2 separate regions of the Homo sapiens genome follow, and region 2 is linked to region 1. The links are chromatin loops, found by intact Hi-C in ENCODE. Cell type or tissue: GM12878. All regions are shown on one strand.

Region 1 (2,500 bases):
ATAGAGGGGTCACGAATGAACCTCCCGGGTTCAAGCAATTCTCCTGCCTTGGCCTCCCGAGCAGCTGAGATTACAGGCATGCACCACAATGCCTGGCTAATTTTTTGTATTTTTAGTGGAGATGGGGTTTCACCATGTTGGCCAGGCTGGTCTCGAACTCCTGATCTCAAGTGATCTGCCCAACTTGGCCTCCCCAAAGTGCTGGGATTACAGGCGTGAGCCACTGCACCCAGCCGAGGTTCATTCTTACACTTAATAAAAATACACATATCAGACAGTCTGCTTGATGATTTATATTTTTTGTAGCTAAGGTCTTGTCAGATCTGAGTAGAGCATCATGTTTTTCAATAATCACAAGAGCTAGCTTTTATTAAGGGCTTACTGTGTCCAGTGCTGTTCTAAGCATGTCACATACTGTATTAATTCACTTAATCCTCACAACTGCCCTCTGAGGTGGCAACTATTATTATCCCCATTTTGCAGATGAGGAAACAGAGGCCCAGGGAGGTCAGATAACATGCCCATATAGCTAGAGAGTGGCAGAGCTGGGGGGAACCCTGTCGGTCTGGCTCCAGAGCCCATTGTATAGCAGCCACCTCTGCCCACCCTGGCCTGGCTAGGCCTCAATGCCAGAAACACACCATTCTCTATCTCCTGGAGGGTAACAGAGCTGCCATTATCCCAGGAGGCAAGGCTGTCCCAAGAGCATAGACCAGTAGTAGGGTTGGTTGCCAGCTTCTAGGTGTCGCCTCAAGGCTCCTTGCTGCTTCAATTATTATTCTAATAGTTCTGAGCTAGGCATGAGGTAATCTGAGCTTTTAGACCTTGGCTATTTCACTGAGGTTTGCTGTGAGGCTTCAGTTTTGTCATCTAAAACAGCACTGTCCTTCTAGAGTTGCTGTGAGGACAGGAGAGGAGTCTGCCAAGCACTTAGCAGGGGCCTGGAGGGCAGAAAGCATTCAGTGATGGGGAGGAGAGGAAAGCTCACAGAGCCTCGGTCCACGTGGCTCAGCTCTGTGCTGGAGCTGCGATGCGGTCAAAAGACCATGAAACAAAACGTGATTTCAAAATAACTCAAGTCTTTCACGTGTGTTTCTCACACCGATAAGTGAACGTAGTCCTTCGTTAGACTGCACTCGATTCTCACGGTGGCCATGTGAGAGGCACAGTTCTTCTTGCACGTCCCCCTCCGTCTTCTCCCACACATGGCTCTCACTTGCTGCAGGGGCTCCCGGTCTGGCTCTCAGTTTCCGTTTCCTCTGATTTTTATCTCACAAATGGCTGGCAGGGCGGGGCTCCTTCCTTGGAGGGTGGGCTCCAGGAGGAACTGAGGAGAGTGTAACCAGGACCCTCATTAGGGGCCATGGGGGTGGGAAAGGTTGGGAACTCGCCAGTCATTTTTATCCCATCACATGAATTATTATTTTTGGCAGAGGAGAAGGTGTCTGTGTTAGTACCACAAACTGTGGCTTAAAATGACAGAAATCTATTCTCTTACAATTCTGGAGGTTAGAAGTCAGAAATCAAGGTGGTGGCAGGGCCATGCTCTCTCTAGAGTCTCTAGGAGAGGGGCCTTCTGAAAAAAGAAAAACTTCAGCTGAATTACATTTAAGAGTTTAATTGAGTTTAATTAAATGAACAATTTGTGAATCGGACAGCCCCCAAATCAAGCGTATTCACAGAGACTCCGGCGCAGCTACATGGTGGAAGAAGATTTATAGACAAAGGGAAATGATGTACAGAAATTGGAAGTGAGGTACAGAATGACCGGATTGGTTACAGCTCAGTGTTTGCCTTATTTGAACGTAGTTTGAACACTCAGCAGAGTATGAATGGTTGAAGTATAGCCTCTGGGATTGGCCAAGACTTAGTTATTGTTACAGGCGCATACTCCTAAATTAGGTTTTCAATTTTGTCTGACTATTAAGCTAGGTTACAGTTCATCCACAAGGACTCAAATATAGAAGTACAGAGTCCTTCTCAGGACATATATAGTTTGCTTTAACACTTCCTTGCCTCTTCTAGCTTCTTATCGTTCCTGGCATTCCTTGGCGTTTCTTGCCTTGTAGACCCATCATATTCATTTCTACCTCCATCTTTATGAGGTCTTTTCCCTGTGTATTTGTGTCCAAACTTTCCTCTTCTTATAGGGACACCAGTCATTGGATTAGGGACCACTCTAGTTGAGTATGACTTTATCCTAACTTGATTGCATCTGCAAAGACTATTCCCAAATAAGGCCACATTCACAGGTTTGGGGGCCAGCATATATCCTTTGGGGGAACATAATTCAACCCAGCCTGTAACAATGTCATATCATTCAGATTGATTCTGAGCTAGCCCATTCCCAGTCTAACATCTCCAAACCTGGTTCCCCTAGACCCTTGAGCTTGTCTGCGACTCTTGTCCAAATGAAGCTGTGAGGCGAGCTGCCCTGCTGACCAATGGCAGGGCCTCCCTTCTGGCTCCAGGCTCTGCACTGAAGTGCAATGGGCCAACC
Region 2 (2,500 bases), 170 kb before region 1:
CTTGGCTCACTGCAACCTCCGCCCTTTGAGTTCAAGCGATTCTCCTGCCTCAGCCTCCTGAGTACCTGGGATCACAGGCACCTGCCACCGCACCCAGCTAATTTTTTTTTTACTTTTAGTAGAGACGGAGTTTCACCATCTTGGCCAGGCTAGTCTTGAACTCCTGACCTCATGATCCATCCGCCTCGGCCTCCCAAAGTGCTGGGATTACAGGTGTGAGCCACCATGCCCAGCCTTTTATTTATTTATTTATTTTTGAGAAGGAGTCTCACTCTGTCGCCCAGGGTGGAGTGCAGTGGTGCAATCTCTGCTCACTGCAACCTCTGCCTCCCAGGTTCAAGCGATTCTCCTGTGTCAGCCTCCCGAGTAGCTGGGATTACAGGCATGCGCCACCGCACCCAGCTAATTTTTATATTTTTAGTAGAGACGTGGTTTCACCATGTTGGCCAGGCTGGTCTCAAACTCCTGACCTTCGGTGATCCACCCACCTCGGCCTCCCAAAGTGCTGGGATGACAGGCATGAGCCGCTGCACCCAGCCTCAAAGTGTATAGTAAATATCTAAACAAATGAAAGGGACAAGATATAGAAGGAATCTTAGGATCAGCTGAGAGATAATTGAATACTTTCCTAAAAGAACACAATACTGGAAGGGATGGGGCTTTGTGGGACAATTGCTATTTTGAATTCTTAGGTGTCCAACTTTACAACCAAGGTTTACAAATATTTTAAATGGTGATTTAGTCAGCAGAAGGGAAGACTCAAATAGAACATAATTAGCTTAAGCTTACCTCTAGTTGTAGAGTATACAGGTTTTGACCTCAAAATTTGAAAAATCGCAATTTTTATCTAAGTGCAATCAAGTTTTCCTTATTTGGGGATGGCCATAATTGTCTCTCATGGCAACTCAACTGTATGCAACATTGAACCATCCTTTGTTGCAAAGGAACCTGCCTGGGCCTGCTTCCTGTTAGATAAATGGTCCCAACTGGCATAACTTACAAGTTTGGTACATAAACTATCTGATTACAATACTAACGCTATACGTGAGCAGGTAGTAAAATATGGGCATTTACATCATTTATTCACCAAGAACTGTAATTAGGCATTTTCTTTCTCTTTTATTATATTTTAAAATTTAATATAGAGACAGGGTCTCACGCTGTCCCCCAAGCTAGAGTGCAATGGTGCAACCATTATTCACTGCAGCCTGAACTCCTGGGCTCAAGTGATCTTCCCACCTCAGCACCACCACGCCTGTCTTGTTTCTGTTTTACATGCTCTTGGCTAGTTTCTGTTTCCCACTGGTGTTAGGGTTTTAACTTCTGTTGATTCACAGGATGCAGGTGGGGGAGAGATGGCAAGGGGGAAAATATGAATTTGATTACTCAAGTGGAACAAGGTGAAACCATTAGTTTAAAATAATTTTAGGCTGAAAAATTAAAATCATTAAATTATTTCCTTCATGCTGTTATTACACTGTTTTTGTATTAAAGAAGTAAGCATAAATATGAGGATTGTATATTATTTCTATTCTGGCTATTTTTAGAATCATGGCTAAGAATTGGCATGGATCTCAGAATGACTGATTTGGAGGCTTTAGCATCTGGTCAAAAATGAGGAAACATCTGGACAGACAGGGCAGAAGATTTGTACAAGGCCGTGGTCAGGAAGGAATTTCAGGTCTACTGTCTTCCATCTCTACATTCTACCTTTTAGACCCTTCAAAAGAATAAGTGCTTATTTCAAAAATCTGTGTCCTTGCTCATGTGTTTAAATAATGACAGTTCCTGTAGTGAGGATTTTTGTATGCAGATGTGACCTAAGACTAGGTCCAACGTCACTTACATCCTGCATCCATGTTAGACCTGTCTCTGTGCTTCAGGTTGCTGTCACTCTTTGTAGAGCCTGATGCTGTTTGTGATGACCTTGGCCTCACTTTCCACTCAGTGCCACCCTTCTCTGGGTGCAGTGTGCAAAATGAGTAAGTTGGCTGCCACATGGGGCTTCCAGGCTGTCCACAGTACCCAGATAGCCAGCACATTATTCTCATCCTAGCTGGACAACCATTGACCCAAGCTTGGGTCTCGGGTTCTTGGTGACAAGTTGTTATAAATGGAGAACCGATACCGGGGCACGGTGGCTCACGCCTATAATCCAAGCACTTTGGGAGGCTGAGGCGGGCGGATTGCTTGAACTCAGGAGTTCAAGGCCAGCCTGGGCAACATAGGGAGACCCTGTCTCTACTACTAATAAAAAAATTAGCCAGGCATGGTGGTGCATGCCTGTGATCCCAACTACTCAGGAGGCTGAACTTGGAGGTCGAGTCTGCAGTGAGGCTGTGTTTGTGCCACTGCACTCCATCCTAGGTGACAGAGCAAGACCCCCTCTCAGAAATTAAATAAATAAATAAAAATTTTTGAAATGGAGAACTGAGAAAAGGAACACTAATGCAGTTGTGTTCCCATGGAAGATAGTCAAACAAAGCTAAACATAGCTGGA

What was found. Hi-C counts contacts between places; a loop is a spot of excess contacts. Peaks named below come from ENCODE experiments on the same cell type or tissue, not always from the same donor. Only the 100,000 strongest peaks of a DNase experiment are listed, where the experiment ranks them.
Region 2: a loop joins it to region 1, with 4 times the contacts of the local background. A loop is called at or near these places in 2 of 110 quality-filtered maps.

What each region holds. Positions count from the first base shown.
Region 1 is chr2:62,308,766-62,311,265 of GRCh38, forward strand. No RefSeq gene overlaps it. Among named protein-coding and RNA genes, the nearest start is that of MIR5192, 100 kb to the left of the region's middle. RefSeq lists an enhancer at 1,133-1,502. In GM12878, no CTCF peak of the experiment used is centred here; a DNase peak (open chromatin) is centred at 1,106; H3K27ac peaks cover 2,500 bases.
Region 2 is chr2:62,139,680-62,142,179 of GRCh38, forward strand. No RefSeq gene overlaps it. Among named protein-coding and RNA genes, the nearest start is that of B3GNT2, 55 kb to the right of the region's middle. RefSeq lists an enhancer at 2,387-2,476. In GM12878, no CTCF peak of the experiment used is centred here; DNase peaks (open chromatin) are centred at 1,312 and 1,709; H3K27ac peaks cover 2,173 bases.